2 separate regions of the Homo sapiens genome follow, and region 2 is linked to region 1. A link is an interaction called in ENCODE POLR2A ChIA-PET data of the cell type or tissue named here. Cell type or tissue: Panc1. All regions are shown on one strand.

Region 1 (5,000 bases):
AAATTATGTGAAAATGCTTTCAATTAATGCTTAAAGATTCATCCTGTGAGATGACACTTTGAACAGTTTTATAAAGGATGCCAGAGGAAGGGTTAGTAACATCTAAAAAGGCGGCCTAAGTAACTAAATTTTCCAATTATTCCTCAGACTCTGGGGAACACAGGACAGATGAGAGAGTGTTTTAGTTGTAAGCGAGGGCTCCAGAAGGTGCATCTTGGTTCTGTTTCTGCTGCTTATTTAATCTGAGGCTCAGTATTCTCCTCTGTAAAATGGGGATGATGAACATCCCTATACCTCATAGGCGAGGATTAAGTGAGCTAATCTCTGGAAAGTACTTGGAGCAGTGCCTGGCACACAGGGAAGCCCTTTGCAAAAGCTAATGACTGTCATCCATGCCACCATAACTCCTTGGTTACCTCTGAGAATTCCTAGGGCTGAAGGCCAGTGAAGAGACGATCTCAGGCACAAAAACACGCTGTGCCTTTAGGTTAACTTGGGCTTCCAGATCCCAGTCAGTCTCTACATGCTCTTGCCCCATGAGATTTTCCTATCATTATCCCATCAAAAGCCTCATCTCCAGCCACTCCTCTCTAGCAACAAGGGCCCACCTCTATGCTTTTCTCAAGCTTTTCCCTCGGCCTGGGATGCCTGACTCAGTTCTCATCACCGCCACCTCCCACAACCCACTCTACTTGGATCACCCAAATTGGAAGCCCTTGTTCCCTCCTCTGAACTCCTGGAGAGCCACATGCTCATCTCAGTGCACCCACCACTGACCACTCCAGGTCCATGCCTATCTGCTCTGTGGATGTTCCTGGAGGGCAGTGGCGGTATCTGCCCAGGTTATTTGGTGTAGTCTCCAACACAGCCCGGCCTGGAGCCCCTGCAATGACCGAGCGCACTGCAGAGGGCCCAGGGACCACCTGCTCCAGCACTGGCAAGGGTGCAACCTACTTCCAGGTGGGTAGGTGATCCTACAGGGAATAACTAGAGAATTCAACAGCACAGCATTCCACAGGAAGGACAAACAGGCCCTCTGTCCTCTAATAACAACAATCTTATGCACATGTGCAAAGTTTGTTTTCCACATGGGCATCAGGATCACAGGCCCTATTTTACCATGACACCACGGCTCTCAGTGGGCTAGGCACCCTGACCTATCCAGGCACCCAAGTCAGCCTGATCAGTGTCCAGCGCCCTTCCTGCTGCATCAGCAGGATTTCATGCATCCGGGGACCTTAAGCCTGGGATCAAGACCTGGGGAAGAGGGAAAGAAGGGGCTGTGAAGCTAGCTGCCTGATCACTGCCTCAACAGGAGGCTTGGCCTGGGGATTCCAAATACAGAGATGATGGGGCATGAAGGGAACCCAGAAACGCTCTGGTACTTTCTCTTTAAATTGTACACAAGGAAACTGAGGCCCAGATGGGCAGCAGGGCATAGAAAAGGCCAAGACCAGAATTTGATCTTGAGAGACGAGTCAAGGAAGATGAAAAGGGGAAATAGGACTGAACAATTAGCCAGGCCAGCACTGAGAAAGGAAGCTGCCAGCCCTACCCAGATCCCTCCTATTCAGTTGGTCTCAGGTGCTGTCTTTGTGGGGCTGGTCCTGGGTGACTAGTGAGTCACTCTGCTTAAAACGCAGATCACAGTGAAACATGGCATCCTGGGAGCTCAGGGTTAATGCAGACCTCAGAAGTCGCTTGAGCCAGCCACCCATCTGAGACTCAACTCCCTTTCATGTCACTGCCCAATGCTGGCTGTCTTGCCTCTGCTCTGATACCTCTGGGGATAGGCAGTTCACTGGTTTACAAGACAGCTTCACATTTAATCAGTGGGTTTTAAAAAAAATCTCAAAAGGATTATAACTTCTTTGAGCCTCAGTTTCCCTATCTATAAAAAAGAAAGCTTGGACCAGGTCACTAGTTCTCCAACTAGGTTCCATAGAGCTGTAGGGTTTAAGGAGACACCCCCAGAGATGCTGCTGGGGTGAGAGAGGCGATGGGGATGGCAAGTGAGGCCCAGACAATTGGGCTCGGAGGTTTGTGAAGGGCTGAGCATCCATCTTGGAAGCAGAACATACCTCCTGCCGGTGACACAAACTGGAGCCTGTGGAGAGGATAAGCTGAGGCATTTAGAGGGCAGGGGTGAGAGGAGCCCCTGGGAGAAACAGGCACACTTCCTCACGCCTTCCATCCTAGCTGTAGTCCACAGGGCTGGGCCAATCTCCCCACCACCTGCTGCATGGAGCCAAGGGACACAGAGGACAAAGCCTCGTCAGTGAATCACTGCCCAAGACGGCTATGCTGGGGAATCTGAAAACCAAACTACAGTGCACCAAGGCTGGAGAGGCCCTGGAAAGAATGCTCCACATGATGGTTCAAACAGGCTAGGAAGTCAGCCCCACAACTGACTTACCAGCTGGGACGTCTTGGGCTAGTTTTTTAACCTCTCTGTGCCTTGGTTTCTCCATTAGTCAAGTGGGCAGCCTATACTCCAAAGGGTAATGGTGAGGACCCAGTTAAGAACTGACATCAAGTGCTGTAAGCAAGTACTAGAGAGCTTACCAGCTGCCTCCCCGTTGTTGTTATCACCGGCCCCTCATTCCATATGTAAGTAAATATGGGGGCATACAACGTGCTGCCCATCGTCGCACAGCCAGTTAGCAGCCCAAAGCGGCTAGAAGCACTAATGACTGCCTGCTCTGAGGCTACTGCTTTGCAGGGGAAAACCGAGGTCCCTGGGTCATTCAGGTGGCAAGTGACCATCCCATATCTGCTTGACTCCAGCCCACGCTCCTCCTGTACAGGTACGCCACCTGCGGCACACGGAGGGCACAGCCTTCTTGTCAGCGTTATGCTTACTTATTCAAGATGATGCCCTGTAACTACAAGTTACACGCTCACATACACATAAAATGTAATATCATCCAAAAAGGATCATTCTAAAAGGTTAAACTTTTTCCATGTCACTCCCACTCCACTGCCATCACCAGCACCACTCTCTCTTCCCCCACCATCTCCCCTTCGAAAAGCTTCACGTCAGCTCTGCAAGCCTCCTGGAGCATCTACGCACTGATGGCTCATCCTACCCATATGCAGCCCTGCCATCAATCACTGGGGTGACGCCACAAAGAATTACACACAAATAATTTTGAGTCAAAGGGAGCTTCAGCAAGGATCGTTACAAACAGAAAACACCCCTTTTAATAACCTATATTCTTAAAAATAAGAATTGTGGGTAAACTAGGGCACAGCTGCCAAGCTAGGATGCAAACACAGAGCAGCATATGCTAGAATGCTTCTTTGGAGAGAGAATGCATGAGGTCTTTAAGAGGTTCTAAATCAAACTGCCTCAATCAAATTGCCCTGCCTTGGACCTAACCCCATGGGGTGTACCCTCATTTAAAAGGCAAAGTCGGTGCAGTGGCTCATGCCTGCAATCCTAGCACTTTAGGAGGCCATGGTGGGAGGATTGCTTCAGTCCAGACCAGCCTAGATGACACAGTGAGACCCCGTCTCTACTAAAACTACAAGAAAATTAGCCTGGCACGGTGGCACGTGCCTATGGTCTCAACTACTCAGGAGGCTGAGGCAGGAGGACTGCTTGAGCCTGGGAGGCGAAGGTTGCAGTGAGCCAAGATTATGCCACTGTACTCCAGCCTGGGCAACAGAGGAAGACCCTGTCTCAAAAAAAGCCGAAGTTCCTCAGGTAATTTCTAGCCAGGTGAACAACTACTCACCTTTGAGGTCTTCAGCAGCACCCAGTAGGGAACTCCGGCTCCATTCCTAAGGCACCAGGCAGGGGCAAACCCTCCATGAGACTGGGGCTCCCAGCAGATGCCCTCTCCCATCCCCCTTCCATTCCCGAGTGTGGACTCCTGTAACAACATCCTGCCTGTGGCTCCATGGGACCTCAGCCCCTGTCCCATGTTCTGCACTCAGGGCAAGCCACTTACTTCTATTGGTGCGACTCCAGGAAAGGAGCCGAACCTCTCAGTTTCCCTCAGCCTCATGATGAAGAAACATAATGAGGCTTAATGAGGGTATATGTCAAAGTGCCCAGCATGGAGTCTGGTCCCTGGCAGGGGCTCCTGCCATTTCCTCATGTCTAGGTGCCCCAGCATCTGATGCAAACACTACACTTCCTTCAGTACCCCACCCCAAAGTTTGCAAAGCGCAGGCCATACTTTGTACTCTGCCATCAATTCACTGTGCGTCCTCAAGCAAGTCTCTGTCCCCCCCGCCCCAACCTCAGTTTCCCAATCTGTAAAATGAGGCTGTTAGGTTTAGATGACCTCAATGATCCCTCCCCACCCTGACATTCTGAACATGACCCAAAGTCGCTCCTGTAACCACTGCTCCTTTAAACCGGAGCCAACGCCTGCTGAATGCAAGACTGACAGAGCTGTAGGGAGGTGCAGGCCGCAGGCCACAGCCCAAGGGCTGGAGCTGGTCCTGGGGCTTCCACAGAGCTGGTGTCTCACCAAGCCTGATGGAGGTGAGGGCATGCACTGGCTGTGGTTGTCGCAGGGCCCAGGCATGCATCACATCTGTGGTGAGGACTCCCCCAGCCAGCCTGCTTCCCTGAGCCACTGGAGGACAGCAGGCTGCCTTCCCTCAGGACCCCAGATCCAAACACAAGCTCAACTCTTGGCCTCTTGTTGCCCACTGAGGCTGCTTTGCCAGAGGAGATTAGAAAGATGGGAGTGGGCATGAGAGGGATGCTCCAGAAGTCTGGACCTAAGTCCCTCTGGTCCACTGCTCTCTGCCCTGGCCCTCACGAAGTGGCTAAGTGTTCTGGAGGCCACACTGGTGGTCAGAGAATCTCCTTCCATGAACAGGAGGAGCAGGAGGCAGAGAACAGCAAAGGCAGAGCCTAGAAGGTGCACCCAGATCCTTCAACAATCAACCTGCACGGCTACACAGCCCTATAAGCTGACGCTGGACATGGACCCGGCACACGCTCAGTGCTCAGTAAATGCCGCTTCCTCTCCCTTCTT
Region 2 (5,000 bases), 180 kb before region 1:
GTGCGATCTCGGCTCACTGCAGCCTCCGCCCCGCCAGCTCAAGCGATTCTCCTGCGTCAGCCTCCCGAGTAGCTGATATTACAGGCAGGCGTCACCACACCTGGCTAATTTTCATATTTTTAGTAGAGATGGGGTTACATCATGTTGCCCAGGCTGGTCTCAAACTTGAGCTCTGGTGATCCGCCCTTGTTGACCTCCCAAAGTACTGGAATTACGGGAGTGAGACACTGTGCCCAGCCATCTTTTTTTAAATTTATGTTTTACTAAACAGCAACTTCCAATATCAAAGTTTTTAATAAGTAATATTTTGAGGCAAAAATGAGCCAATTAAAGTCAAAGTATTGAATTTCTCATTAAACTTATTCAATTCAAAACTATTAGCTTTTATTCCAACTTTATATTTTTCTATATTTTTGGTATTAAAATATCCTTTCATGCAACAATTATAGTTTTTTAAATGACCTTATTAAGAAAAATTAAAAAGCTAATCCCCCTATTTTTTATGAAAGTCCAACAGTCTGGAAACCTAGCCAGTTCAGAGATCTTTCTGAAACTCTCATTCTAATAATCTCTCTTCCTTAAAACTCTCAGACCACTGTGGCCTACAGCAATATAACCCCACTGGGGTTTTAAATCCATCTGTGCATTAAGTATTTTCTGTAGACCGAATAAAATATCTTTGTTATTTTTTAAAAACTTTTCAAATGTATGAATATGCTCAATTTATTTTAAAACTTTAACTTTCCAGTAGCTTTTTAGAAAATATTTTTTGTACGTATTTTTCTCAATCACGTACTTTTTTTTTTTGAGACAGGGTTTCACTCATGTCGCCCAGGCTGGAGTGCAGTGGTGCTATCTCGACTCACTGCAACCTCCGCCTCCCTGGCTCAAGAGATTCTCTTGCCTCAGCCTCCTGAGTAGCTGGGACTACAGGCTCGTGCCACACCTGGCTAATTTTGGTATTTTTCATAGAGACGAGGTCTCATCATGTTGCCCAGGCTGGTCTCAAACTCCTGAATTCAAGAGATCAGCTGGCCTCGGCCTCCCATAGTGCTGGGATTATGGGTGTGAGCCACTGTGCTCAGTCTCAGTCACATAATTTCTGTCAAATATGGAAGTCATTGAACTAGTTTTACTTTAGAAAGCATCATCAGGGCCGGGCGCAGTGGCTCATACCTGTAATCCTAGCACTTTGGGAGGTCGAAGTGGGCAGATCAGTTGAGGTCAGGAGTTCAAAACCCACTTGGCCAACATGTTGAAACCCTGTCTCTACTAAAAATGTAAAAAAAATTAGCTGGGGCCGGGTGTGGTGGCTCACGCTTGTAATCCCAGCACTTTGGGAGGCCAAGGCAGGCAGATCATTTGATGCCAGGAGTTTGAGACCAGCCTGGCCAAAATGGTGAAACCCTGTCTCTACTGAAAATACAAAAATTAACCGGGTGTGATGGTGGGCGCCTGTAATCCCAGCTACTCAGGAGGCTGAGGCAGGAGAATGACTTGAGCCCGGAAGGTGGAGTTGCAGTGAGCCGAGATCGCGCCACTGCACTCCAGCCTGGGAGACAGAGTGAGACTCCGTCCAAAAAAAAAAAGTTACCTGGGCGTGGTGGCGGGCACCTGTAATCCCAGCTACTTAGGAGGCTCAAGCAGGAGAATCGCTTGAACCCGGGAGGCGGAGGTTGCAGAGAGCTGAGAGTCACGCCATTGCACTCCAGCCTGGGCAACAAGAGTGAAACTCAGTCTCAAAACAACAACAACAAAAAACATTATCAGTAAAGGTAAATCTATAAGGGAAAGATGGACTTGACAATATAAGAATTAAAATTTTATATAATGTGTCTGGTTCATCAGAGATTGTTATCACAGGTTTGGTGAAATCCTTTGGAACATCAACGTGTAGGTTTGAAAACTGTACCCACTTCATATTGGTACTGAGAAGAAAGCCACCATTTTTGGCTATATTGCCCTTAGAACTGTTTACAGAAAAATTCCCCAATCCCTGCCAGAGGCGCCGGCACACGGCCCCAAACGCCGTCCGCGCCGCCACGGTAAGGCTGTATTGGACAGTTATGAATATTTTGCTGTGCTTGATGCTAAAGAACTTGGTATCTCTATTAAAGTACACGAACCTCCAAGGAAAATAGAGCGATTTACTCTTCTCATATCAGTGCATATTTATAAGAAGCACGGAGTTCAGTATGAAATGAGAACACTTTACAGATGTTTAGAGTTAGAACATCTAACTGGAAGCACAGCAGATGTCTACGTGGAATATATTCAGCGAAACTTACCTGAAAGGGTTGCCATGGAAGTAACAAAGACACAATTAGAACAGTTACCAGAACACATCAAGGAGCCAATCTGGGAAACACTATCAGAAGAAAAAGAAGAAAGCAAGTCTTAAAGCCTCAGGGAGGCCATTTTTGCCTGAATTTGAAATGAGGGTGGGCCAGATGAGTATGTTTAAGTGGAGAGTGCTTCCAGCTGAGATGATTTGAGTCTGCCCTAACTGCTCTATTGAGTTCTCGTGCCCTCATCAGCTGAGAGCAGGGAATGGAACTTTAATGCAAGAACCACTTTTATCTACTCTTTTTTGTACATGTCATTGTTTCAGTTCTGATTTCAACAAACATGAGCAAACCACTTTGACTCAAAGCGGAAAGAGTGAAAATTCTATTTTGTTATGCTACTGGTGTTCAATTATTAGTTTGTACCATTTTTAATTTATGTCAGTTGATGCATCTGAAAATAAGTGCTTGAAGTGTTCACACCCTTACTTTTTTTTTTTAAGATTCCTAGAAGGAATCTTTGGTTAATTCAGATTGAGCAGTTAAAGTTTTTGCTATTTACCTTTGTGCAGGCTGGCATATGCTAATTTGGGGGTGGTAACCAACCAATTTTATCTCATTTAAGCGTTACATTTTGAAGACTGTGAATATACTTCACAGTAGATCAAACACATTTATGGCATGCACTGACCTCTTCTTGGAGCCCAGAACTTTATAGAGTTGCCTACCAGGGTTACTGTAATGGAATTTATGATCTTAAGAAATTACTAGTTGTATTATTTATCCTGTGATTCATTCATTCAATAAGCTTTTACTGCATAAACTTTGCATCCAGCACTGTAGTAAGTACCCAAAATTGCATAGAAATAATGGCTTTTGAAAATTGCGCAAAGCAGGCCGGGCACGGTGGCTCACACCTGTAATCCCAGCACTTTGGGAGGCCGAGGCAGGCGGATCACGAGGTCAGGAGATGGAGACCATCCTGGCTAACACGGTGAAACCCCGTCTCTACTAAAAATACAAAAATTAGCTGAACGTGGTGGCACGTGCCTGTAATCCCAGCTACTCAGGAGGCCGAGGCAGGAGAATCCCTTGAACCTGGGAGATGGAGGGTGCAGTAAGATGAGATCGCGCCACTGCACTCCAGCCTGGCAACAGAGCGAGACTCCATCTCAAAAAAAAAAAAAAAAAAGAAAAGAAAATTGTGCAAAGCATAGGTAAATATTTTTCTTTACTAAGCTTCTCATTGATAAGCCCTCTTTCTTTTGGTAAATGTCACTCTGTTTGTTAGGAGATGTCTGCTTTTCCATGAAATGAAATAGTGGCTAAAGCCCTGAAAGAGGCAAGACTACAATGGGCTGAAACAGTTGGTATAGCAACCCCAGAGAAGTGCTTCATTTTCTTTTTATAGTAGAAGCAGGTCCATGTCTTTTGTGGTTTCCTTCACATCTTTGGAGTAGTTATGACTTCTCAGTTTTTCCCCCCTTAAACTGCATTGCCTGTTCTCTTTTCCTGACATGCTATCAGGTATCAGTGTGTTGAATACATACTGCTTGTGTGTCAAAAAAAAAAAAAAGAATTAAAATTTTGATTAGCTGGGCATGGTGGCATGTGCCCATAGTCCCAGCTACTCAGGAGGCTGAGACAAGGAGGGTTGCTTGAGCCTGGGAGGTCAAGGCTGCAGTGAGCCATAATCATCACTGCACTCCAGCCCAGGCAACAGAGCAAGACCCTGTCTCAAGAAAAAAAAAAATTAAAATTTTGATATGGGAAGAAAACATAAACCATATAAAAGATAGAAATATGTGGAAAATATATGCAATGCACAGTGTTTGAAAAACGGATATATTATCTTTAAAGATTTTTTTTACAACTCAGTAATTAAAATAATACTGCAGTTGTAAAATCAGCAAGGAACATGAACAGCAAAGAAATATATTTTTCTAATAAATGTGAAAAAGTTTCAACTTTACTAAACATAAAAGTTTCAACTTAAAACAAGATGATTTTTTTCCTAGCACTTAGGAGAAAGTTTTTTTAAAGACCTATGTGGCAAGGATTTGGGAAAATGGACACTCTCCTAACTGCTGATGCAACTCCATATTGGTATGATTTTTTGGAGAACAATTTGGCTACATTAAAAAAAACTTACATTAAAAAAATCTCATTTTACTTAGCAATATGTTTTTCTGGAAATATACTTAGAGAAATACATAGGGATGTGATTAATATTTGGCTGTAAGTATGCTCATCTTAGTGTTTTTTAGTAGTAAAAAATTGTAAGCAATCCAAACACCCAAAAATTGCATATTCATTTTAAAAAGAAGCCGGGCACAGTGGCTCACTCCTGTAATCCCAGCACTTTGGGAGGCCGAGGCAGGCAGATCACCTGAGGGTCAGGAGTTTGTGACCAGCCTGGCCAACCTGACAAAACCTGTCTCTACTAAAAATACAAAAATTAGCTGGGCATCGCAGCGGGCACCTGTAATCCCAGCTACTCTGGAGGCTGAGGCATGAGAATCACTTGAATGTAGGAGGTAGAGGTTGCAGTGAGCACCTGGGGGATAAAGCGTGACTCTGTCTCCAAAAAAAAAAAAATTAAAAAGAAAAAAGGTTTCAGTTCTTCATACAGTGAACACTATTCAGCCATTAAACATGATTTTGTTAATAAACCTTTAATAATGGCAATATGTTTTTGAGATAATATTAGGTTTA

The links. Peaks named below come from ENCODE experiments on the same cell type or tissue, not always from the same donor. Only the 100,000 strongest peaks of a DNase experiment are listed, where the experiment ranks them.
Region 2: POLR2A ChIA-PET joins it to region 1 with 6 read pairs; 2 of 35 experiments call an interaction of 5 or more read pairs at or near these places.

What each region holds. Positions count from the first base shown.
Region 1 is chr9:38,009,917-38,014,916 of GRCh38, forward strand. All of the region lies in intron 2 of SHB (SH2 domain containing adaptor protein B), which reads right to left. Among named protein-coding and RNA genes, the nearest start is that of SHB, 57 kb to the right of the region's middle. RefSeq lists an enhancer at 179-811 and a silencer at 1,686-1,745. In Panc1, no CTCF peak of the experiment used is centred here; no DNase peak of the experiment used is centred here; H3K27ac peaks cover 957 bases.
Region 2 is chr9:37,833,999-37,838,998 of GRCh38, forward strand. All of the region lies in intron 2 of DCAF10 (DDB1 and CUL4 associated factor 10), which reads left to right. It also overlaps the pseudogene MRPS10P5. Among named protein-coding and RNA genes, the nearest start is that of DCAF10, 36 kb to the left of the region's middle. In Panc1, no CTCF peak of the experiment used is centred here; no DNase peak of the experiment used is centred here.